Linked DNA regions of Homo sapiens: region 1 is linked to region 2. A link is a loop called in an ENCODE intact Hi-C map of the cell type or tissue named here. Cell type or tissue: endothelial cell of umbilical vein. All regions are shown on one strand. Links, peaks and the distances in the headings refer to the core of each region. The heading gives the core; the rest is flanking DNA. Region 1 has its middle 88 kb from the start of GALNT15. Region 2 holds the start of LOC124909349 (a long non-coding RNA gene).

Region 1 (16,092 bases), core at 5,022-13,021, 56 kb after region 2:
TGCCACTTTTCTAAGTTAGACAAGATGACCTGCAACTAACACCTTACATTCCCTGACAAGCTAGTGACAGCCAGCATTGCTTTTTAGCCTTTAAATATTTAACTTTTACGGCTGGGCGCGGTGGCTCACGCCTGTAATCCCAGCACTTTGGGAGGCCGAGGTGGGCAGATCACTTGAGGTCAGAAGCTCAAGACCAGCCTCACCAACATGGAGAAACCCCATCTCTAATAAAAATACAAAAATTAGCCAGGCATGGTGGCATGTGCCTGTAATCCCAGCTACTGGAGAGGCTGAGGCAGGAGAATCACTTGAGCTTGGGAGGCAGAGGTTGCAGTGAGCCAAGATCACACCACTGCACTCCAGCCTGGACAACAAGAGTGAGACTCCATTTCAAAAAAAAAAAAATTATATATATATATTATATATATATAATATAATATATATGTGTGTGTGCGTGTATGTACATATATTTTTAACTTTTACCTTTCTGCAGTTTTGGTATTTGTCTGATTCTATACTCATGGGATGGCGTAAGCAATCCTGCTGGTGCCAAGATGTTGAACAAATTCCAGAACCAGGGTTCTTGGCTGGCAGATGAAGGTCATAGGATGCTAGGAGCCCCAGAGAGAAAGAGCAGACTCCTGGGGTGCCTAAAGACAAAGGTTGCCACGCTGGGAGTAAAGGTGGCATAGGCTTCTTCATTCTCACCTGATAATGTTCTAGGATAATAAGGTGACAGGAAGGGAGTGGGAAATGGAATGGGAGAAAGGTTTCATTGGCTTAAAAAGCTTTCAGCTGGACTTGTGATGACTCCTTGACATGGTAAAATGGTGAAAAGTCATTTAAGCATCCCAAGGTTCTGTGAGGCAGCCGCATCTCTGACTTAGAGGAATTTTTTAATACCTGTGGCATTCATATGTTATAAAAGAATTATTTCTCTCTGAGCAGAGGGTAGATTGTATTTTTTAAAATACAACATCTTTCATTGTACATATTCTTCTATAACAGGGGCTGGCAAACTATGGTCTGGGAACCAGCTGCCCGTTTTTAGAATTAAAGTTTTATTGGAACATGGCCATGCCTATTTTGTCTATGGCTTCTTTCATGCTATAACAGCAGAGTTGAATAGTTTGCAAGAGACTGTATGGCATGCAAGTCTAAAATATTTACTGACCTTCTCTTTAAGAAACAGTTTGCCGAACTATTTTCTAGAGCCTTGCCACTTCCCACCTTCAACAAGAAATGTGGATGGGGAGGGAGGGTCTATGTTCCCTTGCACTGGGCTGGGTGGAACTTTGTGACTGCCTCAACCAGTAGACTATGCAGAGTGATGCTATGTGACTTCTGAAGTTGGATCGTAAAAGATCATAATGTTCCACCTCGCTCTTTTGAGACACCGGCTTCTGGAACCAAGCCTCCACACTGGATTCCAGGCTGGGATTTCTTATGTAGGGGAATCAGAGGGTAATCACATTACCAGTAGTTACATTGTTAGGAGAACAAACCAGCCTCCTGAATAATATTGTTAGGAATTTCCTGGGCTCCTGTTCTCTCTCTTATCCGAAAAGTGGGCTATTCTGATCAAGCAGAAATCATTCAATCAACCAATCTGGCATTTACCTTTAGTCAGCAATGTGTTGGTAGAAGTAACAATGTTTGCTAACACAAGACAGAATCCCTTCCCTCAAGGAGTTCACCAGCTGGCTGAGAAGACAAGGTTAATGCAAGTCAAACATTGTTACAAAATAATATAAATCTACATTATTCATATTATTACATAAAATAGAATATATTCTTGTTGTGATAATGACTATTAATAAAATGTAACTTTCTCATAGTTTATAGCCCTTTAGTGTTTAATGGGCATTTTCATACACTTTGCCTCATTTTTCCTCTCCCAATAAAGTACATAAGAATTTTTACCCACATAATGATGGGTAAAAATATGAAACTGAGGCAGATAGTTTGTAAAAGGAGATAGGGGCTCGAGGTGAGCCTTGTAGATGGGCCACCCTGGAGATGGAGATGGAATGAGAAAAAGGCAGGCAGCGGCAGGTGGAGCTGGAGGCAGGTCTGAAGGCAGACGGGTTGCGGTGTCATGTGGTCACCAGCCTGAGTGGAGTGGAGCTTGAGAGCAAAGAACCAGGACTGCTGGGCTCCCAGCTATTTTAATGGAAGGAGCGTCTAGGTGGCCTGAACTGCTTGAAAATCTGGATGTTGGCCTTCTGAACCCCCTCCCATATGGAACCAGTTACCATGGAAATTCAGCTACCATGTTCCTCCCTATACCCCAGAAGATTTTATTGCTGTCTGTCTGTTCCATGAGCTCTGCATTTCGGCAACTCCATATTACATTTTTCCTGCCCCAGAGTTGATCATAGCCAATGAGCATAACAATTGCTGGAGAGGAAAAGCTACTGTCTGTCCCTGTCTAACCAAGATTCCCTGCCCTATCTGTACCACCCAGCTGTCTCCTTCCCTACTCCTGCAGTCATTCTTCCAGGCAGCTGTGTCAGCCCCATCCCTGGAAGACAACTTTACCCTGCACTCTTTGAGAAAGCAGGGCCAGGCAGAGCCTGCTGTTATAACACCACCAGGTACTTCTAGAGAAGTGAGATGGTTATTTTATCTTCTAAATTTCTCAGCCCTTTCCTCTACCCAGCCCCATTCAGCCACTAGAATTCCAGACCAACCATCAGCAGGCCAACTCCCATCCAGCCATGGGAACCAGGGTGTCAGCAGCTTCCCAACGACCACCAGGTGAGTCCAAGCAGTATCGCTGCACACTCCCTGGCCTGGTGTTGGTGTGAGCCCTGGGCATCTGAGTGCCACCCTTGCCTCTGTGGGGCTTCCTCCAGCATTGAGCCTCCATCATGGGCCTCAGCCTCAGGTCCTGATCTCCACTCCAGCTCCCCCAAAACCCAACCATTTGTCTGGAGCCATCTGCCTAGTCCTTCCCTGTCTCCTCTTTACCCCTTCCACACTTCCTATCATTAGAATGCAGATATGAGGGTGTGCTACTCCCTAGATCTCAGATCAAAGAGAATGAAGAAAAGTATAAAGCCAGTCACTGAGAATGAAGTCACAGATTTAAAAGATGCTTTTCATTCAGGGAGGAATCATAGGGTTTTCCCCCACAGGGCAGCTTTTAATTTAAATTACTTCCAATCCATAGCAAGACTTGCCTGTATCCACGATCAGTCAGTTCCAGGATGGCCCGTGGCAAGGTCTGTGCAGCCAAAAGGTTGAACTGTCTTGGGAAGCCAAATGGACAGCTGAGAGCACTCAGGTGTGCCCTTAACCATGGGGAGGAACTGGCATGCTACCTCCTCGCCCCGAGAATTGGGGACAATTCCGAAGGATGGGCTATGTGAAGAGGCACATGGGTTCATCTGAAGGGTGGTGGTCTGGGCACAATTGGCAGAAACAGCCACTTGATTGGAAGACTTAAGATTTAGAGTCTGTTTCTGCTGATTTAAGTTGGTTTCTTCATGCATTTAGCAATTGACCCCTTCTTAGAATGCTCTGGAAAATGAAGTCTCTTATAGGATCTGCTGAGCATCTGGCTCAGATCCATAGCCTGTTGTTTACATGCTTTCTAGAATCAAATGAGAGTCTCCAGCAAAGGGCAATGACATTTGTGTAAAATGGCTTAGGTAAAATTCATTGACTCAGGCATACCCTTCTGTGGCATTTCTCCAGGTACAAGTTTTGGTTACTGTTTTTAAAGAATTCATTGTACCTGACTTTTTCATTATTAAGGGTAAAGAAGGAGAAAGTCAATGAGCCTAAAGACCTCAGCCTTGCCCTGGATCTGCAGGGATTTACACTCTTGGCATCTCAGTTTCTCTGTCCATAAAGATGATGTGAAATTACCTATCCAATAGGGATGTTCGGAAGGTCAAATGACAACCCTGGATGAAAGACCTTTATAAGCTGCAAGTTGCTAAAGATAAGTAAGATTATTAAAACCAGTTTCCCTCCTCTCAGATTCTCCCTCCTCCTTCCACACACACTAAACTCAGAATTTGCTGTTAAAGTTACAGAATATCAAACCCAGAAGTGTCTGATCATATTCCAGCAAATAAGTTTACATTTCATCCAAAAACCAAGCTATGATTAGACCAAGAGTTCAGGCTAAATGAGTCACAGATTTGGCAGGGTTTTCCTCTAGTGCTTTGACAAGAAAGTATGTATGGGGGCAGGGGTGTGTGTACATGAACACGTGTGTGTACTCTTAAATACCAGGGGTAACCACTCACTAGGTTCACTCTAGTTGATGGCATTTAAAAAATTGAAGGACTCTGCAAATGTGTCCCTTCAAGACATTCATTCAAGGAACATGCATACTGCACTCATCTTTGTACTCTGTTTCTTATGGACTCTCAACAAATAGCTGCTGGTGGAAGGCTCTGAGGGTGCTAAGATGGCCTTGGGCACTACTTCTGGACCCAGCTTGTTGTATCCTTGTGTTTCTATTGCACTTAGGGTTTCCATGACTTTATCTATTTTCCTTCATAAGCATTATTTTTGTTACTAAGTTGGCAGTAGTGCAGAGTCCCTCACAAAGCTGTCTGCCATAGTATACCTGCTGCTGCCCCGGAAAACCTCACTGTGGTTTGTGTCAGGTCTCTTCCCCTCACACTTCCAACATGAATCTTTTCACTGCAGGACAGAGCTCCCTGCCCCCAAGATAAATGGGCTGATTTGAGACAAGGAGGAAGAATTATAGAATCATAAAAATGTGCTTGGGATCTTGAATTAAAATTCCTCCACTTCTTCCTCTCTTGCTTATTAGGGAAAGATATTTTGGAAGAATGAACTTGGGTGGGAGGAGGGGAATGGCTGAGTAAGGAGAAGTGGGGCATGGCCTTGACTGCTCTGATCAGATGAATTTCCACCAGCTCTTCCTCTGGAACTCCAACTCTACTTCTGGTTAGCAACATGACCAGAAGATCCAGGCTGATGTGTCTAGTGGATATTGAGAGAGAGTCACGCCCTGGATGAAGTAACTTCAACACAGAGCCACAAATCCAATGCTCTCTGCTCATTTCTGATGCTTACCTTGATGGTGTCAGATTGGGAGGGGCAGAGGTCAAGGAATCAAATGACAATTTGGTGAAGTCCACAAAAAGGGCACAGCTGAACAATTTAAGAGAGCTATAACCCAAGGTGAGTTCGAGACATGATGTTTTCTAACAGTATTTGTGATCAAATGATTATTTTTTAATATATAAGTTATTACTGGCAGAGTTATTAGCAATCTTCCCCATCCACCCCCAAAAAGTTTGCCTCCATTTTTCAGACTATCAGATGTCTCAGTCTCTCAGATCAACTCTTATCCCTTCCGAGGCCACTTTCTCTCTTCTGCTCTGTGTGTACACCAACTCAATCTTCTATCCCTCTCTGCCCTCAAGTCCTTCCACTGAGCCCCTTGGAGCCCATGTTAAGCCATCACCAAAAGTTTCTGGAGCCCCGCCATCTTCTCTGAGCCTTCATGAAGGCTCTTGCCCTAACTCTGGAGCTTAAGTCTGCCCTGAAGACACCACCTCCCTTCAGCCCACCAAGTGGCACCTCTTTTGTTCTCTCACAGATGGTCTCCTTGCTTCCCATTGCTACTTCCAAGACATTTTCCAACATTCTCTCTTCAAAATCCCCAGCTACTCTGAAGTTCATGCTTCTGAACTAGACCACTCCAACTCATTTCTGGTCCTGTCCTCTAACAACCCTTAAGTGATCCCCTGAATCATGCAAGTTTCTGGCACCTGACTCCCTATTTTTCTCTTCACCCTGGCTCTGAAACCCTTCTTGGCAATGACTCACGCAACACTTGGCTCCTCTGTTCTTTCACTTCTTCACCTCCATTTCAGTTTCCTTCCAATGCCCCCCAGCTATCCTCACCATTGTCATTCTCCTGACCTTGTCACCACTAATAAAAGCACAATTCAGAAAACTTTCTGCTAACTCTACTCAGACAGCCCACTCCAACCCAATAAGCCTGCATCTTCACAGAGACCTTCAATCCAGAAGCCACTGTTTCCTTATCCATTAGCCCCCTTCAGTCCTAACCCTCCTTTTCCCCTCATCGTTCCATTCCCTGCCCAGCAATCTCCCCACCCCCTCACCCCTCTCTCTTTCTCTCATATGCTCACCTGATTCAATCTCAATTCAGATTAAGCCCAACCATCCACCCACTCCATACCTCCACCTGAGTAGCAGATTCCTGTTGGAGAAAAATGCATAACTGGTCTCACAAAAAATGCCAGCTGGTCTCACACTTAATTCATGATGACCACAAGTCTTAAGGGGGCCCTGCCTGGAGAGCCTGCTACACTGCCAGGGCATGCCCCACCACTCCTCAATGCAACCATTGCGAGCTTTCTTTTCTGTCCTCAAACTGCCCACATCCCTTCCTCTTGCTTCGCTCCCAGATGAGTATCTTGCCTGATATTTTACTGAGAAAATAGAAAAAGCAATCAGACAGAAACTCTTCCATCTTTCCACCACCAAATCTCCCAATTTGTCTGCATCTGTCTCTTCCACGTTCCCTCCATTAAAATGATGAAGTATTGCTGTTCCCATATACAGCCAATACCTCCCCCTCACCTTCTCAAGGTAGTCACCACTGCAATTATTTCTTATCCTTAACACTTTGGACAATCTTAACATCAAACTCATACACTCCAGTGTTCCCAGGAAAACTTCTTTATTTCATCGTCTTTGGGCAAGGCCAGTACTAGGCTGGAGCAAGAGAGGTACCGCGGGCACCTGTAAGTGGTCCTGGAACTTCAAGACCTCACCGCCTCTCATGCTTTCCCCCATTCATGGCCTTGTCTCTGGATTCTTCAGAAAAAAACTCCTCAAAAGACTCGTCTTCAGTTCTTCTTGCTATTTCCCAGTCCCTTTTCACATCTTTTCCCAAGACCGTGGCAAACGCCCATCTCCTTTATAACATTCATCACAATGATAATTAAATAGTTGTGTAATCATTTGTTTGATGTCCATCTTTGCTACCAAAATATAAGCTCCCAAGAACAGAGGACAGATCTACAAGGTCCCTGCCATAGCGCCTCTCTGTTCCTCAGTTTTCCTATCTGCAGCATAAGGATAATAATGTACCCAATAAATATTAGTTTTTATGATATGATATCCCTAGCATCTAGCAAGTTCCCAGGCAATCCATCAATAATTGTTGAATGAATCAATAAGTGAAAGAATAATTCCAGGACTGACATATGGAGGAAGATCAACAGGGTTGAATACTTTTCTGCCATAAAGTATAGTATGGTGTGAAAAAGTGGCAGTAAAATGGCCTAAGGATGCAAGGCTCCCTGCCATGTTTTGGTGGCAATGAAATGTACTCCATATCTTCCTTTCCCATGTTTTTGGTACCTTCATTCTGGCACCTAAGGTGCCTATCATCAAGTCAGGTCCAACCTGCCCTTTGCTTACCAGCCCAAGAGAGACTGATGGTGAAATCTTTGGGAAAACCAAATCATTAGTGCAGTTTCCACTGGCACACTGGGAAGGGCTTGCCACAGGTCTATAGGGAAACATAAAGGCAGAGAGACTGTCCTGCTGTTGCCACAACAGAGGGGTTACTAAGGAAACAGCCCCTGCCCCCTCCTGCCTCCTGGCTCCTCGGGACCTTCTCAATTCTCCCAGGGCCAACAAGACTTGGGAAGGTCCCTAGAACTCTGTCCCCACTGTCTCCTTCCTCTCCTTGAGAGGGAGAAGGAGGCACCAAGTGCTCACAGGAAGAAGAGACCCATGGAGGCCTTGCAGAAAGCCTCCAACACTCCGGGTCCCTCCTGGCCGTCTGCTTTCAGAGGCCTTGGGGTTCAGAGCCAATCCCTTCCTGCACCTTCCCCTCTCCATGTTCCTCCTCATAAAATCATTGGCAGGCACGACCATCAGAAAATGCTGAGGTGCAGGCGTTTGCATAGCCCTGCAGGGACTATTACAGCTTCCCCTGGCGTTTTCCCGGAGGATAATGATAGGTACAACTTGCTTGTAGTACCAGAAAGCAAGTGGCATTTAGAGGCAACTCCTTGGTCTCTGGCTGCGATTTTTCTTAGCTTGGCGGCCTGGATTACAGGGCTTGCAGGAGTCGGTTCAACATCACCCTCAGGTCCTGTGGCTGCATCTGCAAGAGCTCTTTCCTTTTATTGCTCCCCATCACCCACTGTTTCCCAATATAATTTGCAACTTGCTTCAGGTTTCCTTTGGGGTCAGGCTGTCTAATATTTGGTTTCACCCCAAAGGTGCTATGGCCATCCCTGTTGCCCTGCCTTGAAGCGTGAACCAAACCCACACGGCTGCTAACCTGGGAGTGGGCGAAACAGCCCCATGTTTCCCAGTTTTCTAAAACTGGCCCATTGTGTGTCTCGCTCTACCCATCAGCCCTTGCTTCGAGATGAACTGGCTCCAAGCCACCAGACTTGGCAGACGCCTCCTTTTCTCAGCTCTCAGAGGAAGACCTGTGGCTTTGTTATGAGAGAGAAGCTCTTTTAACAAAATATGTTGCAAAAAGAAAGCTCTTTAAATATTTGTTTTAAAATAAAATTCATAGAAAAACATACTTTTTCCAAACCAGCCTTTCCTCTGTATTATTCTGGAGGGACAATCCCAGATCAAAAGGAATAGGAGCTTTTTATTGGGAACAGTTCCTGAATGACTTGATTTCAGTCACAGAAATATCCGCTTTATTTTTTTGGTCAGAAATTCAGTGTTGGCTTTAACAGGACATTGAAAACTCACATTAATAGTGATAGCTCCTTGTCTTTCTGTGTGTTTCCTTTCTAAGGGGCCCCTGCAAGCACACCAGGTCTTTGGACAAATGAAATCAATTATTGCTCCAGCACCATGGCTAGGTTAAAAACGTCCTTGTTGCAAAACAATTCTGGACGTGGGAACAGGCAAAGATTACATGACGAAGACACCAAAAGTAATTGCAACAAAAGCAAAGATTGACAAATGAGATCTAATTAAGCCAAAGAGCTTCTGCACAGCAAAAGAAAGGATTAAGAGTGAAAGACAACCTACAGAATGGGAGAACATTTTTGCAAACTAGGCATCTGACAAAGGTCTAATATCCAGCATTTATAAGGAACTTTAAGTGTACAAGAAAAAAAAACTCATTAAAAAGTGGGCAAAGGACATGAATAGATACATTTAAAAAGAAGACATACATGTGGCCAGCAATCACATGAAAAAATGCTCAACATGACTGATCATTGGAGAAATGTAAATCAAAACAACAATGAGATACCATCTCATACCAGTCAGAATGGCTATTATTAAAATGTTAAAAAATAACAGGTGCTGGCGAGGTTGTGGAGAAAAAGAAACGCTTATACACTGTTGGTGGGAGTATAAATAGTTCAGCCATGTGGAAGACAATGTGGCAATTCCTCAAAGACCTAAAAACGGAAATACCACTTGACTCAGCAATTCCATTACTAGGTATATACTCAAAGGGATATAAATCATTCTGTCATAAAGAAACATGCATGCTTATGTTCATTGTAGCACACTATTCACAATAGCAAAGACATAAAATCAACCTAAATGCCCATCAACGGTAGACAGACAAAAAAAGTGTGGTACATATATATACCATGGAATACTATGCAGCCATAAAAAAACCACAAGATTATGTCCTTTGCAGGAACATGGATGGAGCTGGAGGTCATTATCCTTAGCAAACTAATGCAGGAACAGAAAACCAAATACCACATGTTCTCACTTATAACTGGGAGCTAAATGAGGAGAACACATGGACACATAGAGGAGAAAAATACACACTGGGGCCTATCAAAGGGTGAAGGGTGGGAGGAGGGAGAAGTTCAGGAAAAATAACTAATGGGTACTAAGCTGAATACCTGGGTGACAAAATAATCTGTACAACAAACCCCACAACACAAGTTTACCTATATAACCAACCTGCATATGTACCCCTGAACTTAAAAGTTAATTTAAAAAAAAAAAAAAAGAGGCCAGGTGTGGTGCCTCACGCCTATAATCCCAACAATTTGGGAGGCCAAGGTGGGTGGATCACTTGAGCCCAGGAGTTCGAGACCAGCCTGGGCAACATGATGAAACCCCATCTCTACTAAAAAATTACAAAAAAGTATCCAGGTGTGGTGGTGTGTGCCTGTGGTTCCAGCTACTCAGGATTCTGAGGTGCGAGACCTGATCACAGGAAGTTGAGGCTGCAGTGAGCTGAGATCATGCCACTGCACTCCAGCTTAGGTGGCAAGAGTGAGACCATGTCTCAAAAAAAAAAAAAGAAAGAAGAAGAGAAAGAAAAAGAAAAAGAAGATGTCCTTGTTAGGCATTTCAATCTGTGATCAACTGAATTGTAACAATGAGGTGAGCCACGATAAGCATGTGTATGGCCGTTCCTTACACACACTCATTACTTACACACTTGTCAGCTGTGAGAGCTTCCCCTCTCTGAGTTTTGGCCTCTTCAAATTTATAGTAGGAATAATATTGCTTCCCTCACACCATTTTTGCTAAGAATTACACTGGGATCATTTATGTGAAGCACTTAGCATGGTGCCTAGCACATAGCAAATGGGAGTTACAGCCAGAGATACAAAACAGATTCTGTTATGCAGGTTCAATCTGGGGGTGCTGAGGGAGGTTGATAAGGCACAAGACTCCTTACAACATAGTTGTCCATTAGTTTCATCCTGCCTGGGCCCCCTATCTTTAATACCTGAAGAGGTTCACTCACTAGGGACTTTATTAGGACAAGTATGGGTTTGACAAGGGATGTCTGAGTCCATAAAATAGAATGAAAACTGTATATAGTTGATTGTAGTGAACCAAAAATTGGGTAGTGAAGTAGCAATCAGGGATTTTTTCCCCTTCTTCTTTAGCAAAAGAAGCTGTCAAGTCACAATTGAGCACATCTTCAGGGCAACTCCTTGCTAGGAAGATGTAAGCTTGGGAAGGCCCTGCCATGGGGAAAAATACCTTTTATTTGACTAGGGAAGTTGTTTCTCCTGTGGCATGCAAAGGTCTGAGGAAGATCTGCATAAGTTATAAAAGAATCCCAGGGATCTCCTAGAAGAGAAAGGATTGATTGGGTTTCACCACTACCAACCATGGCCAACATCAGCCCCAACCATCATCACCACCAAAACTACCACCTCCACCACACCATCTCACCACCAGCCATGATCAGCACCACCACCACCACCACCTCCACTTCCATCACACAACCTACCGCCAACACTTCCGCCACCATTGCCATACCATATAGTGTTCCTACTATCACCACTGCATCACCACTAATCACCACCACCATCTTCACTCCCCTCCACCACAATCATACCACCTACCATCACCACCACCACCATCACCACCTTCATCACACAGCTCATCATTGCCAGAACCACCATCACATCACTCTAACACCATCATCAGTACTAACACCATCAGCCAGGTTAAGTGGCTCATGCTTGTAATCCCAGCATTTGGGAGGCTGAGGCAGGGGGATCATTTGAGTCCAGGAGTTGGAGGCTACAGCAAGCTATGATTGTGACACTGCACTTCAACCTGGGCAACAGAGCAAGACCTTGTCTCTAAAAAAATATATACATATATTACCACGATCACTAACAACACCACCCACCACTGCTGCCATTGCCACCATCACTCTCAACAGCAACATCACACCGATATGGTTTGGCTATGTCCCCACCCAAATCTCACCTCGAATTGTAATAATCCCCATGTGTCAAGGGCAGGGCCAGGTGAAGATAATTGAATAATGGGAGCAGTTTCTCCCATACTGTTCTCACCATGTAAGACGTGCCTTTGTATCTCCTTTGCCTTCCACCATGATTGTGAGGCCTCCCCAGCCATATGGAACTGTGAATCCATTAAATCTCTTTTCTTTATAAATTACCCAGTCTCAGATATGTCTTTATTAGAAGCATGAGATCAGACTAATACAGTAAATTGGTACTGGTAGAGTGGGGTACCCAAAAATGTGGAAGCAACTTTGGAACTGGGTAACTGGCAGAGGCTAGAACAGTTTGGAGGGCTCAGAAGAGGACAGGAAGATGTGGGAAAGTTTGGAACTTCCTAGAGACTTGTTGAATGGCTTTAACCAAAATGCTGACAATGAAGTCCAGGTTGAGGTGGTCTCAGATGAAGATGAGGAACTTGTTGGGAACTGGAGCAAAGGTGATTCTTGCTATGTTTTAGCAAAGAGACTGACAGCATTTTGCTTCTGCCCTAGAGATTTGTGGAACTTTGAACTTCAGAGAGACAATTTAGGGCATCTGGTGGGAGAAATTTCCAAGCAGTAAAAATGTTCAAGAGGTAACTTGGGTGCTGTTAAAGCATTCAGTTTTATGTATTCACAAAGATAAAATTTGGAATTGGAACTTATTTTTAAAAGGGAAGCAGAAATTAAAGTTCGAAAAATTGCAGACTGACAATGTGATACAAAGAGAAAAACCTTTTTTCTGATGAGAAATTGAAGCCAGTTGCAGAAATTTGCCTAATTACAGGGACCCAAATGTTAGGTGCCAAGACAATGGGGGAAATGTCTCCAGGGCATGTCAGAGACCTTCACAGCAGCCCCTCCCATCACAGGCCGGGAGGCCTAGGAGGAAAAAATGGTTTCATGGGCTGGGTCCAGGGCCCCCCTGCTCTGTGCAACTTAGAGACTTGGTGCCCTGCCTCCCAGCCGCTTCAGCCATGGCTAAAAGGGGCCAAGGTACAACTTGGGCTGTGGCTTCAGAGGGTGCAAGCCTCAAGCTGTGGCAGCTTCCACATGGTGCAGAGAAGTCAAGAATTAAGGTTTGGGAACCTCTGCCTAAATTTCAGAGGATGTATGCAAAGCCACAGGGGCAGAGCTGCCCAAGGCTGTAGGAGCACACCTCTTGCATCAGTGTGTCCTGGATGTGAGACATGAAGTCAAAGGAAATCATTTTGGAACTTTGAGGTTTCATGACTGCCCTATTGGATTTTGGACTTGCATGGGGCCTGTAGCCCTTGCTTTTGGCCATTTTCTCCCATTTGGAACATGTGTGTTTACCCAATGCCTGTTCCCCCATTGTATGTAGGAAGTAACTAACTTGCTTTTGATTTTACAGGCTCATAGGTGGAAGGGACTTGCCTTGACTCAGATAAGACTTTGGACTGTGGACTTTTGAGTTAATGCTGAAATGAGTTAGGACTTTGGGGGACTGCTGGGAAGGCATGATTGTTTTTGAAATGTGAGGACATGAGATTTGGGAAAGACGAGGGGTGGAATGATATGGTTTGGCTGTGTTCCCACCTAAATCTCACTTTGAATTGTAATAATCCCCACGTGTCAAGGGCAGGACCAGGTGGAGATAATTGAATCATGAAAGATTCAGTTTCTGGATTGAATGAAATCATTCATTCCCCCACACTGTTCTCATGGTAGCAAATAAGTCTCACAAGATCTGATGGTTTTATAAATGAGAGTTCTCTTGCACAAGCTCTCTTGCCTGCCACCATGTAAGACATGCCTTTGCTTCTCCTTTGCCTTCTGAGATGATTGTGAGGCCTCTCCAGCCATGTGGAACTGTGAGTCCACTAAACCTCTTTCCTTTATAAATTGCCCAGTCTCAGGTATGTCTTTATTAGCAGCATGAGAACAAACTAATACAACCACTAACAACAGCATCACCCTCCCCACCTCTATTCACAACATGTCACCACCACCATTTCCTCCCCACCTTCACCATCACTCCATCCCACAAAATGTAGAGTGTAAGTCTAGAAAAGGGGATGTTGGCTTCAGCCAAGATAAAACTTTATTGGATATTGATTTTGAAATTCAATCATTTCTGACCATAAACACCTTCTTGTTCACCCCCAGTGAGGCCAGCTTGGGAACTGGTCATGACTAGGATGACTATATGTCCCTATTTGCCCGAGAGAGAAGTTGTTTACACTCATTGTCCTGGCATAATTATCATTATTTTATAACTATATTGATATTGTGGTTGAGGTATAACTTAACATCAGTAAAGTATATACCTTTTAAGAGTACAGCACAACGATTTTTTAAATATGTACACACTCATGTAACTATTCTCCAGATCAAGATATAGAACACTTCAGCACATGCCTTCTTCAGCATAATTATTAACAGCATCACTTTTCACTCTCAAAAGTTCTTGATTTAGGCTGGGCACAGTGGCTCACACCTGTAATCCCAGCACTTTGGAAGGCCTAGGTGGGTGGATCACAAGGTCAGAAGTTCAAGACCATCCTGGCCAACGTGGTGAAACCCCATCTCTACTAAAAACACAAAAATTAGCCGGGTATGGTGGCGCATGTCTGTAATCCCAGCTACTTGGGAGGCTAAGGCAGGAGAATCACTTGAACCCAGGAGGCGTTGCAATGAGCCAAGATTGCGCCACTGCACTCCAGTCTGGGCAACAGAGCAAGACTCCGTCTCGAATAAAAAAACAAACAAACAAACAAAACAGTAAAAGAAAAAAAAGTATCTTGATTTGAATGATCAAGATGATAAAGAGTTACTTTAGTCATCCTAATAAAATCTTTCCATGGTTTCTCCTTGACCCACCTGAAGAAGGGTGGATTTCATTGCCCATTAACATTATACAGTCCTGTGGTCTTTGAGTAATATTTTATACTTGGCGGAGAATCAAAGTAAATATATTGCAGCTGTTTGGAAACCAGGGAGGGTTTTAAATTACATCAGCTTGACTTGATGGGCTCTAAGGATATGTGGACTCGGGAAGGTGGAAATTATTAGAACAAGCACCTTCATGGAAATTACCATTAACTCAAAGTGTCTGAACTTCCCTTTACCCCATCTCCACCACTCCAACCTTCCCCTGCCAAACTTTCCTTTCATTAAAGGAATGAGTCATTCCCAATGGGAATCATATAGGAACTGTTGGGGAAAGTATGAGATGTGGAGTGGTTCAGGCTTGGTCTTGCAACTTAATTTTATCATTTGCTAGCTCCATGTCTTTGGGTAAGTTAGTTAACTTCTCTGGGTCTCAGTTTCCTAATTTATAAAAGGGATAGCATGACCTACTTTGAAGAGTTGAGGTCAGGATTAGATATAATAAGGTACCTGGCACATGGGTATCAAATATATGACAACTAATATTTAAGCCAGATCTAAGGATCAAAATGAAAGCAAGGTATGGCAAATTAGATTTTCCAAATATGGCCACAGCAATGTTTCAAATCCTACCCATTCTTCCAGACATTGCTATTCCCCATCAAGAGGCAGAGTCTATCTTCCCTCCCCTTAAACTTGGGGAGAACTTTGTGACTGCCTCAATGAATAAAATGTGGCAGAATCAATGCTCCAGAATTCTGAGGACAGCTGAAAAAAGACAACCTACCTGTGCTTGACTCTCTCTTTTTTCTCTCAAGATGTCCATAGTGGGAATCCAGCCACCACGCTTGTAAGAAAGCCCAACTAGCTCACATAGAAAGATATATCCAAAGGCCCATGTGAAGGGGAAGTGAGACCCCCAACCAATGCCATTATTAATCATCAGACTTGTGAGTGAATAAGCTTTCAGATGATCTCAACCCTCAGCTGTTGAGTCTTTCAATGAGACCCCAGAAATTAGAAAAAATAATACAAACCATCCCTATCAGTTTGAATTATTGGTCCACACATCTATGAGCATAATACATGGTTATTTAAACTAAGTTTGCAGTTAATTTGCTTTGTAGCCATAGGGACTGGAATTCAAAGTAATCAGGGTTTCATGGATGGGGCTGATGTTCCATACATCTGAAACAGGCAGGGTAAATGTGAGCACAGCCCTTTGCTGTGGTCCATCCAAAACTTAAAACAGTGTATGAATCAGGATGGGCTAGCTGGAGAGTTCATTATACAAATCTGTCCTGTTGCTTCTGATTGGAGCCCCATGTACATATTTATGCTCACAAAATGAATTGGCTCCATTTTTCAAACTCAGAATTGTCTCTTACATCTAAATTCCTAGAGCCCTGTCTGTTCTTTGAAACTGACCATTTACTAGCCTGGAAGAAATGGAACCATAACATGATACAACTAGTTTTTATTGCTGAAAGTGC
Region 2 (16,092 bases), core at 4,024-12,023:
TACTATGTGCTGGGTACTGCATTAGGTGCTAGAGTTTAGAGCCTGGGGTCCTGATCTGGGGACTCGTGAGAATTCTTCAGTTCCAAGCCACTGCCCTTAAGTGGATCTCCTAATTTGTGAGTCCCAGTCTGTTTCATCCTACCAGCCATGACTCCTTGACTTAGAGCAAACCATAGGGCTCCTGTAACCATTAAGAATGTGTTTTCTTGGCTGGGGCCAGGAGGGCTGGGCTGTTCTGGGCTGTGACCTCATTGTTTACCATCATTTAAAAAGATCTTCTGCCTCCCTTCTGTAGGCTGGATCAGAGCCAGAGACAGCAGGGTGGATGTGTGAAATAAACTCCAGCCAGCGTTACTATAATCTTGAACACCAAAACAATGGGTCACACGCCTACAGCTCCTGACTTCTTGGCAGCTTGGTGGGGCCTGAGCGCTTCCACTTTACCGTTTGAGATGGAGAGGCACTAGAAACAACTAATCTGTGAACATTTACAGTGTAAAATCCAAGTAGTTAGGGAGGAGATGAATTGATGAGCACTCAAATCTTAGCCCTCTGGGAAAGACTAGAAAATATCTTTAGCTTGACATTTAAATCTCTGATATGATCCAGATGCTGTCAATTTACCAAACACCTCTCCCCAAACTCGCAGAGCACCTGGAAGGGGAAGGGTGAGGTGTTGTAGGAAATGCAGTCTCAGGAGGACAAGGAGGGCAACGGTCCCTGAGCTGCGTGGGCTGGGCTTTACTCCTTGAATGTTCTTTGTACTGTGTGCCAATTTGCAAGGGTGGGACTGTCTCTAAAGGGGGCTTTTGAAAATCATGTACTCTCCTGGAAACATGAGATGGTCCCTGAAAGAGGCAATGTGCAAGGCTGGAGAAAACTTGCTAATAAGCAAGGTGTTCATCGGTCCAGAATGTAGGCATTCCCTGACTCGAGAGAGGAGGCAAGGCTGAGTTCCCCTACACAGAGTTCCCATTGCCCACGGGAGCCTTCAGTTAGGCCTCATGTTCAATTATGGGTTCAGAAGGCCGTATATTCAGATGGTTTGGGGCATAGAATGCATCAGGAGGGTACCTTGAATATATGAAGTAGGTTGGAAGTAGAGTAGGACTGGAGGAAATCCCTGGTAAGCTTGTCTGAGGAGGCTAGAATTGAAGTTTATGCGCCTGATTCTGGGTTGGTCAGAGTTGTGAGTGGGATTGGATCCCAGTCCAAACTCTGCCACTCATTCCCTATGTGGATCCTGGACAAGTCCCTTCAGCTTATTTATTCATCAAATGAAAGGGCTGCATTGGATGTTCACCCAGATAATTTTCAGCACTAGGATTCTATGATGGAAAGTGGGCATACAGTTCATGGACTGAGTTGTAAATGTTGCTTATAATATGGAGGGTTTGCCTTAGCCATTTGTACAGAACCTCTGAATAGTCATGCAGCTGGAAGAAAGTGAAGACATCTTGAACACCCTACATAGCCTCCTTGCTTTCTGAACAATAGAGCTCTTGGAATAACCAAGTTCCTGGCATCTGCAAATAAAACTCCATGGAGAATCAAGTCATCAGTCACAAAGAGCTGTAACTTCAGGCATTTAAGACTATCCTGCATTCCGGTTAAAAATGCCCATGCTCTTGGTTCAGAATATTGATTTAAGTTTTAAATTACATTTGCATATTGATATCAAAAGCCCTTCTCATAACCCTGAAAATAAATCAAATAAATTAATTGGAACAACTATGGCAACACTCCACCCCAGCAGTGAAATCACTCTCCTAGAGTCCTGAGTTGAGCTTGTAACCCGGTAGAGAGAATCATAGCCTTGACTGGGGAGGATGGTGTGCTGTTGAAGGCAAGTGTCTACCACAGCTGTGTGAAGAGGCCAGAAGACAGTGTCAGAGAGAAGGCTGAAAGGCACTTCCTGGGTTGGGCATTAGTACTTTTTCTGCATGAGTCAGGGAGAAAAGCATTGCAACCTGAGGAGGTAGCTTTGCATCAAAAACCAGAAGCTCTGCCTCTTCCTAATAATAGCATTACCATTTGCATTTTATTTGTTTATTTATTATTCCCTTCTTCACTTCTGAAAGGATTTGTGGCAGCTGGTGTATACATTCAATTCAATCAGACAAAATAAATAGCTAAGTACATGGGGTTGAAGGGAAAGTAGGCTCAGGAAGTAAGATAAAAACAGAAATGAAGTTAGCAAAGTAAGTATAAATCTGTACAATTCCTAGAAGTGAGCTACAAATTGACTCTGAGCTTCCTAGCAGCCAGTGTAAAGGAAGGAACATGGTTAGTCATCAGACTCACAGTATCCACAGTGCAAGAATATTCCAATTGGACAGTCAATAGAGCCTCCTGATCATTGTCTGTGAAACCAGGAGCTTTCAGAGTTTTAGTCTTTAAATGGCAAGAACCTGGAGAGAAAATATTTAAATTGATCATCAAAAGCAGTGCCAAATGCTTTGATAATCAAGAAAATAGAACAGGGCTGATATTCTTTTGGGTCTTAAAATACCTGCTTATGCCATGGTGCATGTCCATAATTCCGATTACTTGAAAGGCCAAGATGGGAAACTCACTTGAGGCCAGGAATTCCAGACCAGCCTGGGCAATATAATGAGACCCTGTCCCTCCAAAAAAAAAATTGCAAAGCAAACATGCTTAATCTAGGATTTATGCCTGTGTATAAGCCCCCCCTCCACTCGCAGGGAGGTGGGCTGAAGGAGACCCTGGGCAGGGCCTGACTGACCTCAGAATGCTGTTTTGGACAAAGGTGCAGTAAAATGTCCACTGTTCTAGGCCCTAGAGCAGTGGGCCTTTAACCCTGGGTGTGTGTCAGAATGATTTAGGCATTTTGAACAACAACAAAGCTTGGCCTCCCAGGGTATTCTAATGTGCAGCCAGAGATGAGAAGCACTGCCTGGGGCATGGATGGGGTTTTCAGGTGGAAAAAACCCAAAGCAGCTGTTACCAATCACTAACTACAGTCACAGTTAGTAAGATGCCCTTGCTATACATGATGGTGACTGATGTAAGATCCTGGGGAATGCCCAGAAAAATGTACCTGGAGATGCTGAAGGAGTTGCACCTGCTGTATCCAATTGTTGGGTCTTAGCCAATTAACCTTAGGAGATGCCTGGCCACAGGAATGACTCCATCCTTTTCAGAAGGAGGCCTCCTATGGACATTTGCTATGACTGGTTTCTAGGGTGACGAGCCATCCTTTTTGACAGGCTTACCAGATCACAGGGCTTTCAGTGCTAAAATCAGGAAAGTCCCAGGCAAACTGAGATGAGTTGGTCATCCTCTTAGTTTTTGGTTTTTGGTTTTTTGTTTGTTTGTTTTTTTTTTTCAGGACAGGATCAGAGTGAAAAGGGGATGACTTGACCAATGAGAAACAGTCATGCCTGAGACACTCAGGGCTGGTTGGGATGCAGGGCGGGATTATAGTCCTCTGTGGAGGTTGACCCGGTCAGCTTGTGGTCTCCCATGTAGCTGAGCTGCCAAATTTGGGGTCTTCCTTCACTTCTGTTCCTATCTCCCTAAGACATTTCTGTATCCATTCCAGAGCCAAACAGGTACCAAGCCAGGGATCTGGAGCCTCTGGACCCTGGGAGAAAGTGAAGTTTCCCCAAACCCTGAAGATCTGCTTTGTTGGGTCCCCCAGGACTGCGGCTCTCCTTCCAAGTCAGGACGGGGTCAGCGCAAGACTCACTGCCTTTCTCTGCAGCCTTGGTCCTTAAAAATCAGGTGGGCATCCCTTGGGTTATAAATATTCAGATAATATAAGATCTCCACAGGCAGCTGGTGACCAGCTACCAGGACCAGTCTCATGGGGTGACCTTTGCCATTACATACAGGCCCTGGGGTCAGAAGGGCCCATGTCTTAATGCTTTGCCATCACTGCCTTGAAATCCTTAGTAATTTTTGAAAAAGGGGCCCACATTTTCATTTGACACTGAGCCCCGCAAATTGTGCAGCCTGTCCTGCCTGCCACCACAGCCCCAAAGCTACCCTTCTATCTCCATTCCACCCCAATACATTGACTTCTGCTGCCTTTGGCAGTGATGCCATTGCAGAAAAACCAGCAATAAAATAAAGAGGTTGTATCTCAGGGGCTTCCAAACCGCTTAATCACCTTTCCAAGAGGTGTAGCTCCCAAATCTGCATTTTAGGAGAAGTTCCTAGAGGAACATAGTGCAGATTAGTCTTGAATATTTTAGAGCAGAGGTCTACTTTAAATTTAAAAGAGAGAGAGAGAGAAGAAACTGAGAGGGGAACAGCTTGGAGTTCCTGACCCTGGAGGCAGAGCTTCAGGCCATGAGATTCTGCCTACGATACCCCCATTTGGCCCAGATTGTGGGGACTTTCCCCTTCATGTGTTTCACTGCCTGAAATTGAGAGAAAAGGATCTCCATTACCGTTTCTGAGTGCAGGGTCTTTGAGCCCTGGGCCTGCTCTCTGCCTTTTAGCCTCTGCCACCCCAAATGGCCAGGCCGGGTTCCTGGGAAGAACCTCCAGATCAGCTCTGGAGTCTCACCCCTTGCCTGCACCCCTCTCAGCTCTAGGGGCCTCTCTGCTGCACCCCTCTGTCCAGCCCCTCCAGCTGTTATGCCCATGTTTGCTTCTGATTTTGACTGACCTTGGCTGGTTGCTCTGGGATGAGTCCTCCAGGCACCCTTCCAGAAGACTCCAGAGAAAACAATTACCTGTCCCTTCCAGGGCCAAGCTGCTAGTCCATATGATGTCTTTGTGAGAGTTAGAAAACAGTGCCCCTAGGTAAGTCTCATTGGTAAAATGTACAGCAGTTTTGGCTTCAGGCTTGGCTGGATCTAGTGCTCAGCAGCACATTTTTCCATGCCAAGTCTTGTTTGGAAAGGCATGATGATCAGTACTCCTTCCCCCATCACAGGCAGCATGGTTTGGGTTGGCATGCTTTGCCTTCTTTCTGCAGGGTCTCTTGTCATCTGATGCAGTGGTGTGCTGGTAAATGTTTAACAATTAGTTCTCAGTGTTGGTAGAAGGGATGCTTTGACTTGTAGTGTGAGGGTTCAGTCAGGCTGGTGGGAAAAATTTTAGTTATAATAGCCACAGACCCTCTTGGAAGGCCTGAGAGTTTGCATAACTTTGGTAATAGATCTGGCTGAAGGCTGCCTAGTCCCTTTACCTTTAGTTAAATAGATTAAAGTAGATACAAAGGAATGTGGAGGAGTTTATCTTACTAGCTTGTTTACTCATGACTAACCGTTGATCTACTGCAGGTGCTTAATTGCTTTCTACTTGGGAGGTCTGCAATGTCAATTACCCTCTAGTGGTGTTGACTCAAGCCTTTGTCAATTAATCTTTACTGAATAAATGCCAGTCTCACTGGCTGGTGGGGGCTGCAGTCGCAACTGTTTACAGCACTCTCCTGGGAGTCTGTAAGCATTCCCCACACTCAGCTGGACTGACAAAGCAAAATATCTGTGTCGGTGCATGTTATTCCTCTGTCGCTGGGTCAGGGTCTGCAGGACAGCCCCCCACATCATAGCATTTGCCAATTTTTGTGATGTAAAACAGTGTGTCATTGTGGCCTATTTCAAGCTACCAGGACCATATCACTAAACAGGAAGAGATGTAGAGTAGGGCATCATTATATAGTATTTCCAGATTCTATAGATGTAAATAACCTCAGAACCATAGGTAATAGTAAAATGTGGTAAAATAATTAGGAAATGTATTTTGTGTATCCATTACCTTTGCTTTCATATAATTCATTTAATTATAAGTTCATATAATTTAATTTTTAATAATGGGCATGTTTAACAACTGGGTAGCAAGAAAATTTAACAACTGGCTCTCAAAAGTTAGTACCAACCAGCTCAACACATCACTGATTCTGGAACTGGGCTCAGTGATTAACAATGCTGTGATCAATTAACAATGTCTGCTAAGGACACAAGAGAAAAGTTTATGGCACACGTGCTACATGTTTGCCTTTTCTAGAATGTAGTGATTTTATAAAAGCAAACTTTTGGGGTTTTGTTTTGTTTGTTTTACTGCAAAGAGGCTGGTATCACCAAAGGAAATGGCACCTTTCTCCCTGGGAAGAAACGTGTAGCTCTTGCCCCAAATTTACAATGCTTCTGAGGTGGTGTCTGGCCACATCACATTGGCATTGCCAAAGTCCTGGAAAGAAAGGAGTGGGAAACACCTGGGGAAATTTTCTCATTTTTGTCCTAAGATGCTAACAACTCCATTAAGACTGCACAATACAGAAAAGTCAACTGCTGAAATGTGGGAGTAAATTGTTTTTCGGCTTCTTTTGCTTAGATGTAGGGAGTCCTCAAGGTCAGAATTGCACAGTTTAAAATCTCATTAACACTTTCTGCACTGGCTTTCCATTTCCTTTCTGTTTTTCCTGGTGGTATTTGCCAGCAGCTGAACCAACCCAGGGTCTGGCTGGCTCTCAAAGGGACCAGGCAACAGCTGCCTCAGTGGAAGCACGAAGGGGTTAATGTGGCTTCTCACGTGTCAAGAAGTCTCTTAATGAGCTGTTAGCATTTGATACAATCTGGCTCAGTGGCTGTGACTTAAGAATGTCCAGATATTATTATCTGTGGAGCTGAAAAAGGCTCCTTGAGAACTAGGGACCAAGGCTGCTGCTGTTTTCCCCGCTCTTGCTATACCTGTGATTACTGCCAGAATCTGTACACAGTGGGTGCTTCATAAATCTTCATCCCAAATTGATCAGTTAGGGAGGTATGAGTCACAGTGCAGAAAAAATTCTTGCCAACAGTGGTTTTTCAGTTCTTTATTGAGGTGTCATTCATAGATAGTAAAAGGCACACGTCTTAAGTGTACAGCTCAATGCTTTTTGCATACATGTGTAAATATCCATGTGACCATCACCCTATCAAGATGTAGGACATTTCCTTCCCCCTAGAAATTTCCCTTGCCAGTCACTAACCCTTCCCTTGATGTAACTACTTGCTGTGGACTATTTGTATCCCTCCAAAATTTACATGTTGAAACCCCATCCCCAATGTGATGGTATTTGGAAAAGGGGCCTTTGTGAGGTGATTAAGTTTAGATGAGGCCATGAAGATGGAGCTTCCCAGGATGGGATTAGTGCCCTTAGTGGAAGAGAAAAGAAACCAGACCACATGTGCTCACGCTTGCATTCTCTCTCTCAACCTCTGTCTCTGTCATGTGAGGATTAAACAGGAAAATTGCCATCTGCAAACCAGAAAGAGAGCCCTTCCCAGACACTGGCTTTGCCAGTGCCTTGATCTTGCACTTCTCAGCCTCCAGAACTGTGAGAAATAAATGTTCATTGTTTAAGCCACTCAGTCTGTGGTATTTTTGTTATAGGAGCCCGAACTAAGACACCACTATTCTGATCGTAGTCTCTTGATGTTGCCATAATAAAATACCATAGTCTAGGAGGCTTTTACCAACATAAATTTAGTTTTCATAGTTCTGAACTCTAGGTCCAAGATCAAGGTTCTGGCCAGTCAAGTTTCTGGTGAGGGCTCTCTTCCTGGCCTGCAGGTGGCTACCTTCTCCCTTTGTCCTCTCATGGCTCTCCTTAGCACATGCTGGTGGAAAGGGAAAGAATGAGCTCTCAGGTGTCTTTTTTGTTGATGTTGTTGTTGTTGTTGTTGGAGATGGAGTCTCGCTCTGTCACCCAGGCTGGAGTGCAGTGGTGCAATCTTAGCTCACTGCAACCTCTACCTCCTGTGTTCAAGTGATTCTCCTTCCTCAGCCTCCCAAGTAGCTGGGATTACAGGCACACACCACCACGCCCAGCTAACTTTTGTATTTTTAGTAGAGACAGGGTTTCACCATGTTGGCCAGGATGGTCTCGATCTCTTGACCTTGTGATCCACCCGCCTCAGCCTCCCGAAGTGCTGGGATTATAGGTGTCAGCCACCGCACCCAGCCAGGTGATTCTTTTTATAAGCACGCAAATCGTATCAGGGCCTCATTTAACCTTAATTACTTCCTTGGAGGCCCCATTTCCAAATAAACTTCTACACAGGGGCTTAGGGCTTCAACATAGGAATTTGGGGAGGGATACACCAACATTCAGCCTATAATAGACCTCTGTCATACAGATGAGTATTGCTGGTTCTAGAGCTTCGTACAAACAAAATCATGTAGTATGTACTCTTTTGTGTCTGGCTTCTTTTCTTCAATGTAATCTTTTTGAGGTTCATTCATGTTGTTGCATGTCAGTGGTTCATTCCTTTTTATTACTGAGTAGCATTTCATTATACAAACAAACCGCAATTTGTCTATCCATTCTTCTGTTGATGAATATTTGGGTTGTTTCCACTTTGCCAACAGGTATTTATTCTATACAGGGCACTATGTTAGCTGCTAGGCTATAAAGAAATGTCACCCATGTCCCTGCCCATCAGGAGCTTATGCTTGGGATCTGTGCTTAGAAAATAGCCAAGGATACACCAATGTATAAAACAACATATGACTCTGACTCACTGAACAGAGACTGAGTCGGGTAATCAGAAGGAAGCAGTTTCTTAAGGAATACCAGTAAAGTCTGTTTGTAAATACACACACTTAAATGAGCCAGCTTAAGAACGCTAGCTGCCAGAGAAACAAAAGCAACTCCAAGTGAGGTCGGAGCTGGCAGGTACTTGGTCCTGCTGCATGGATACCTCCGGGAAACCTCATAAATGCTTCATTTCCTGTGTTCTGGGCCAAAGAACTTCATGAAGTGGGAGCAGGGTGAAAACATTCCCCTTGGAACAAAGCTGGCTCCTGATTTGTTTTTGTGGTTTTCTCCAAGAGGGCAGGGAGGGAAAGGTCTGTCCTCAAAAGGACAGCTAGGCCATGGTCAGGATGGTTTCACTGTGGTCAGGCGTGGATGCTCTGAGTAGAGGGAAGGCAAGGTGGACAAAGGGGTAAGGGCCCTGGGGTCCCAGTTTGGGGTCTAGTGGCTGAATAATGAGTTTCTCTGGCCCACAGGTGGATATGGGTAAGTCAGGTAGAATGTTTGGCACCAGGGGCAGGGCCATGAGGGCAGGGATGGGCGGCTGGAACTTGACAGCCCAAAAGGGTGCCTGAGAGCCCTCCCAGGGCTCTGTGGCAGAGCTGCTCATATCCCTGCCCATGGGTCTGAGAGTTGGGGTTTTGTGTGTCCTCACAAACCTTTGGAAGCCCACCCCTCAAGTTCTATCCTATCAAGCTCTATCTATGGTCACAGGACGTGGTCTTTCCTTGCCGTGATGATATTGGATGACAGAGTAGTAAGTGACCTCAGAGCTCCTAAGTTTTCAGAGGTGAGGGGTGATGGAATGGGGGAGTTCGGGGAGATTTCAGGACAGTTACTCAATGAAAGTTTCCAACCAGAATTTCATGACCATGTCAGTTATAACTATTCATGGAATATCAATATCACATGAATTTTCTGTTTCCTCTGGTTTTAAACTTTCTCTTTTACTTTTTTTTTTCACTGAAAAGACAAAAACTACATTAAATATAACTTGGAAAAAAAACCAATAAAGTTTCCTAATAGATATTTTCATGTTTGATTTCCCTCCAGTTCATATTTTACATATTGCTTTTTTCACAACACGTTAGCTTGAGCATTTGCCATGTTGCTGCAATAGTCTTTATGATAATTATGCTTATAGCTGTGTAATATTAACTGCTCATGTACCATAATTTTCTATTTTCTATTTCTGGCCATTTAAGTGTTCAGATTTTGCTCTTATGTATAACTCTGCCAACGAGTAATTCCTTTTTTTTTTTTTTTTTTTTTGAGATGGAGTCTCACTGTTTCACCCAGGCTGGAGTGCAACGGCGCGATCTCTGCTCACTGCAACCTCCACCTCCCGGGCTCAAGTGATTCTCCTGCCTCAGTCTCCCAAGTAGCTGGGATTACTGGCGCCCACCACCAAGCCCGGCTAATTTTTGTATCTTTAGTAGAGTCAGGGTTTCACCATGTTGGCCAGGCTGGTCTCGAACTCCTGGCCTCAAATGATCCACCCGCCTCGGCCTCCCAAAGTGCTGAGATTACAGGCGCGAGCCACCGCCCTCGGCCTGTAATTCCTCTTTTAAAAGAATTTTTACCCAAAGGTGCCACTCAGCACAGCCTTGACGGAGAGCCAGGTTTTCTCTGTTTGTGGGGCAGAAGGATGAAGAAGACTTGGACTTAGAACTACATCATTGTGGGTTCAAAGGGAAAGATAAATGGGTGTGCAGTGAGGGGAACTTCAAAAAGTCTAATTTCCAAAATGTTAAAAAAAAAAAGCATGATTTTCATACAAATACATAATGAGTACATGTCAAGGTTTTATTTTAACTCATTAATGGGAGAACCAAGTATATAAGAAAAACAGATGTAAATGTGGTTAGTAAAAGAAAAAACTGTAGAATAAGATCTCAAAGTTAGATACTAAGCTGATTGTTTTTCTTCAGAGCAGTAAAACTGTAAACTTTAGGATTATCTTCTCTACTAAACAGGAGACATTTTTATTTCTGTAGGACAAAAAATTATTTGCACTGTTATTGGATAAAAACTCTTTGTATCAGCTGGGCACGGTGGCTCACGCCTGTAATCCCAGCACTTTGGGAGTCCGAGGCGGTCGGATCACGAGGTCAGGAGATCGAGACCATCCTGGCTGACACAGTGAAACCCCGTCTCTACTAAAAATACAAAAAATTACTTGGGCGTGGTGGCGGGCGCCTGTGATCCCAGCTACTTGGGAGGCTGAGGCAGAAGAATGGTGTGAACCCCGGAGGTGGAGGTTGCAGTGAGCTGAGATCATGCCACCGCACTCCAGCCTGGGCGACAGAGCGAGACTCCGTCTCAAAAAAAAAAACAAAAAGAAAAACACCTCTTTGTATCTTAGTGCTTCTCAACAAACTAACAGCTAACCTTTGAGAACTGTGAGAACTGTAAAATCATGAATCGAGAATAAATAATAATTCTACTAGAAAGTCGCATGGCCCATGTGCAAGCTTGACAGTGAAGGTCATGCATCTTTTTGCCTTTTTCCCAACTTTTGGGTATTTTTTTTTTCTTGAAGACAGACCTGGAGAGGAGACTCCATGATGCTATTAACTGCCCATCCCCCATTCCCCACCCCCTCTACCCGGCAGGCATTTTAGTACAAGGTAGCACAGGGAGCATGTCCTCTTGGTCTGAAGCCGGGTAGGGGTACGCAGGGTCAGCAAGGACAAAAAGGAAGCTTGAACAATTAACGTCCTATCCCTGAGACGGCTGGAGAGAGAGGTCCTGGAGCCTATGAGAGGAACAGGAATGAAGCCCAGGATTTGACTAGAAGCCCAGACCACCCCTAACTCCCAAGGACTCTCACTGGGAAGGACCTGAAAGAGACTCCAGAAGTTCAGGTGGAATTTGTTTTACGAAGTTAAATGATTACTTCATTGTAGATTGGGGTTTTGCCTTAATATTTTTGCACTGTTAACAATATTGTTCACCTTAATCACCGTGAGCCTTTTGTCCCACGCACTCCTTAGCACCTCTGAACCTAGAAGTCTAACGGCCTGGCAGCCCCTCGGGCTTTGTGCTTTCACCTCTAGGCCTGGCTGAGGCATCTTTGCCTCCTCTTCTTGTTCCTGGGCAGACCCTGGCTCTTTGAGACAGAGCAGCAGGGGTAGAGAACTACAGTCCAACTTGCCCTGGTGCCCCCAGCACTTTCTAGGTTAGAAAACTGGAAGTTTCACATCCCAGGATCCCCACTCAATTCCAGGAAAACTGGAACCGTTAATGTCTCAGTCAGCTCAGGTTGCCGTAACAGAATACCATTAAACAGGACAGCATAAACAACAGAAATTTATTTTCTCACTGTTCTGGAGGCTGGCGGTCTAAGATCAAAGTGCCATCATGATTGGGTTCTTGTGAGGTCTCTCCTCCTGGTGTGTAAACAGATGCCTTCTTCTTGTGTCCTCACGTGCTAGACAGTGGGGTATGGGGGGGGAGGGAGAGAGAGAGAGAGAGAGAGAGAGATCTGGTATTTGGTGTGTCTCTTCTTATAAGGGCACTAATCCCATCATGAAGGCCTCACCCTTATGACCTCATCTAAACCTCCTCATCTTCCAAAGGCTCTGTCTCATAATACCATTACATCAGAGGTTAGGGCTTCAAGATATGTATTTTAGTTCAGTCCATAGCAGTTGGTCACCCTAAGTCTAGTCCCACTCTTGATCTGAGCAGCTGTTGGATGCTGCTGTTTTCAACCTGAGAAGTTTTTAAAACTATTTTCCTAGTCTTAACTCTATTGTTATATCTCTCTTAAATATCTTCTTAATTCATGAAGGCCAGACTATAGTCCAGGACCCATAAAAGTTTCCCATGTATTTCAGTCTGGAACAGAAATGAGTACAAGTTTTGTATTTTTGTTTTCTAGCAAGGAGACATTTGTGGAAGCTTCCAAGAAGACAAATGGAATGGAATAGGATGTTTACTTTCACGGATCAGAAATGAATCACGTTGCTTTCTTTCAGAGTTGTAGAGTCTTAGGAAAGAAACAACAGAAAGAAAATGTTTTGTAGAGGAGAGCTGTGAAAAGAACAGACTTCTGAGTGGAGTACCTGGGTCAGGAGATATGGATCGATTCTGTGATTGGGCTCCTGAAAAACAATAAACTTGCCATGCTTTTGTATACCTGGATGCGGTCTCCAAATGCTCTCTCTAGGCATTTATTCTGCTCCAGGGTCTTCAGAAGAACAGGTTAGTAGCTGGTCAAAGGGAAGGGAGGAAGAGGGGAATTGTGCTGGTGTGAAACGGTTTGATGGCTGAACTCCCCTTAGGGTTGTAGGCAAAAGCAGATCCCTGGATAATGGGGGTACCAAGCATAGCTCTGAAAATAAAATGTTATTGGCTCCAGTCTGAAACTGTCAATTTCCACTGAAACGGAATAAATTATTCAGAAAAGAGAAGCACCAAATATTATGCAGTCTGCCTTTGGGGAAAGAAAAAAACACCCACTTCTTATAAAAACACTTTTTTGGGATGAAGGATTTGATTTCAACTGATGAGTCATCACTGTGTGTGTGTTTTTTACCACTTAGCCAAAAAGTGAGATTTTTAAAAAGCATTTCTTGAAGCAAATTCTTCCATTGCTTGGGGTTCTCTCATCTAAGAGAGAAGGCATCCTAAGCACTTATATCCACAGTGCCAGCAGCTGTCCCAGCTTGCATGAAAGATATTGTTGGGCAAGATTTGTAGCTCTCAAGTTCCAGATTCATTATGAAAAGGCGACCTCAACATAACATTCATCATCTAAAAGCAAGAAACAGAAAATAAAGAAACAGAAAATAAAATTTAAAACCAATTTCAATGAGTAAAGCATATGTTTACAAATGGCATGATGAATGTCGGAAAGACAAAAGAATTTAAGAGAGCTTGTGCTCCCACTCGTGCGGGCATGGCAGTGGGGTGACCACACGTCTTGGTTTCCCAAGGACAGTCCTAGCTCATGCCTGAAAAGTGCCCACTTTGACTCTCAAAAGTGCCCACTTTGACTCTCAAAAGTATCTTGCTTTGGACAGTGAGTTATATGGTTACCCTAAGTGTTGTAGTTTTAAAACATGTCTGCAAATTCTTTGACACTCCTGTCATCAAAAAGTCGATGTCCCGGCTGGGCACAGTGGCTCACGCCTGTAATCCCAGCACTTTGGGAGGCCAAGGCAGGTGGATCACCTGAGGTCAGGAGTTCGAGACCAGCCTGGCCAACATGGTGAAACCCTGTTTCTACTAAAATATAAAATTAGCTGGGCCTGTTGGCTGAGTGCCTGTAATCCCAGCTACTCGGGAAGCTGAGGCAGGAGAATCACTTGAACGTGGGAGGTGGAGGTTGCAGTGAGCCAAGATCGTGCTATTGCACTCCAGCATGGGCAAAAAGCAAAACTCCATTTAAAAAAAAAATATCTATGTCCCTTCCCCTTAACAGTGGCCAGGCTTTTGTGATCACCTGAGTGAATAGCATGGGATAGCAGTGACGCTACCTGATTTCCAAGTCTAGGTTAGAAAAGGCCATGCAGCTTCTCCTGGTTTTTCTTGGGATACTTGCACTGGGAGTCATCTGCCACCCTCTAAGAAGTTTGACTACTCAGGAGCTGCTGTGCTGGAGGGACCACATGGAAAGACCAGAGAGTGAGAGAGTGGGAATAAGAGATGCATGCTCAGCAACAGCTGGTCTAGCTCCAGCTATTTGAGTGTTCCCAGTCCAGGTACCAAAGATGTGAGTGAGAAAGGCTTTGAGGTCACTCCAGGCCCAGCCACCACCTGACTACAGCAACATGAGAGGCCCCAAGTGAAAGGTGTCTGGCTGAATCCAGTCAACCTCCAGAACCATGAGAGAAAATAATAAAAATAAATGATGTTGTTCTTGTATGCCAGTTAAGTTTGAGATGGTTTGTTATGCAGGCAGAGGTAACCAAGAGACTAGGTGTAGGCTGGTTAAGCATGGCATTACCTGATGGTAGCTGGAGGGTCCCTACTAAGCACTTTCAAGTTGCTGCAACTTTTTTATTATGAACCTTTGCTCATTCGTTTTATTATAAATGTTGCAGCCGCATTGGCTTCCTTTCAGTTCTTCCTGTAGCCAAGCTCATTCTGTGCCAGGATCCACTGTCTGGAACATTTCTCTCCTCTCCCCTACTCCTTCCCTTTTTATCTGTCTTAGTCTTATTCGCCCTCCAGGTCCCAGCTTAAAAACACCTTCTTGATTCCTTCTGATAGGTTCTTAGCTTTCTCACAGACACTTGAGAGAAATTGTATTTTGAAAAAATCACCACAGCTATACTTTTATCATGCTATTCCAAAATTTTGCCATTCCCTTATCAAGAGGTGGTGTCTATTTCCCCTCCCTTTGAAATGGTGCAATACTTTCTGTTTGCAATATTGACTAGAATGGGGCAGAAGCAACGATGTGTGACTTTGAGTCTAGGTCATAAAGGAATGTGGTTTCTACCACTATCCTTCTCAGGATACACACCCTGGGAACTCAGCCACCATACTGTGGGGAAGCCCAGGCCACATGGAGAGGCCACGTGTATGTATTCCATCTGACAGCTCCAGCTGAGGTCCCAGCTGCCGGCCATCATTAACTGCCAGACAGGTGAGTGTGTTTTCCTTCAAATGATAGCAGTACCCTACTTCTGAGCCATGCTAGCTAATGCCAAGTAGAGCAGGAATGAGCTATCTCTGTTGACTGCTCAATACTATGCAATCTATTGTCATTGTTGTAAGACTAAGTTTTAGGATGGTTTGTTATGCAGTAATAGATCATCAGAGCACTACTGTGTTTTTATTTCTTAAAACTGCCCCAACTGTGATTATGTAAATATTATTAAAATGATACGCTCGATGTCTGTTTCTCCTTCTGAATTGTGAGACCCATGAGAGCTGGGACCCTGAATGCCTTGTCCACTGTTGTATGTCCAGCACATGACCATGTCTACTACAAAAGAGGAGCTTCAAAATAGAATTGTGGAATGGAAGTTGTTTTGATAGAGTTATACTCTTTGAGCTCAGGTTATACTGAGTTCCCTCCTCTACTGTAATTTTACTGAATAAAACCTGTCCCCCAATCTTTAATTTAGTGTCCGGTTCTGTTTCTCTTTGACAGCACCCAAGAGAAACTGTGACTTCAACTGTAGTAGAAAGCTTTGAAGAGAAGAGTGATGAAGTTCCATTTCAGAGGGTCCTGGTTTTGTCCTGCAATAAAGCAGGAGGTGGACATGAGGATGAATGACCCTTTCAAGGCCTTCTGGCAAATTTGTCAGGTCATTGGTAAAATATCTCTTCAGGAGCCTCGTGATTATAAGGAAAGGGTCAGGCAATGAACACAGTCCTCCAAGTGAATAGAGAAGTGCTTCTATGGTAAATAAGCACAAGCCTGATCCCGACTCTGCTTCTCCCTTGCTGGGCAACTTTAGATAAATTGCATAACCTCTTCCAAGGCTCAGTGCCCTCGTTCTGTATGAAGAAGGGGTTGTAGTAGACGCTGTTTGAGTTCCCTTCCAGCCCTGATATATTATGATTTCCAGGGCCCCCATATTTCTGAATTAACTGAAAACTCCCCTCTTGCTCACCACCCTTGATGGTTATGTTGA

What was found. A loop is a pair of places that touch in the nucleus more often than their neighbours do. Peaks named below come from ENCODE experiments on the same cell type or tissue, not always from the same donor. Only the 100,000 strongest peaks of a DNase experiment are listed, where the experiment ranks them.
Region 1: a loop joins it to region 2, with 3 times the contacts of the local background. A loop is called at or near these places in 2 of 110 quality-filtered maps.

What each region holds. Positions count from the first base shown.
Region 1 is chr3:16,078,394-16,094,485 of GRCh38, reverse strand. No RefSeq gene overlaps it. Among named protein-coding and RNA genes, the nearest start is that of GALNT15, 88 kb to the left of the region's middle. In endothelial cell of umbilical vein, for the core only: no CTCF peak of the experiment used is centred there; DNase peaks (open chromatin) are centred at 8,445 and 9,415; H3K27ac peaks cover 1,551 bases.
Region 2 is chr3:16,133,226-16,149,317 of GRCh38, reverse strand. LOC124909349 (a long non-coding RNA gene) reads right to left here and starts at 13,647. Exons shown (of 2, transcript XR_007095837.1): 1 at 12,639-13,647; 2 at 11,791-11,927. LOC124906216 (a long non-coding RNA gene) reads left to right here and starts at 12,386. Exons shown (of 3, transcript XR_007095835.1): 1 at 12,386-12,703; 2 at 14,964-15,095; 3 at 15,606-15,683. RefSeq lists an enhancer at 2,948-3,227. In endothelial cell of umbilical vein, for the core only: no CTCF peak of the experiment used is centred there; a DNase peak (open chromatin) is centred at 8,597; H3K27ac peaks cover 1,649 bases.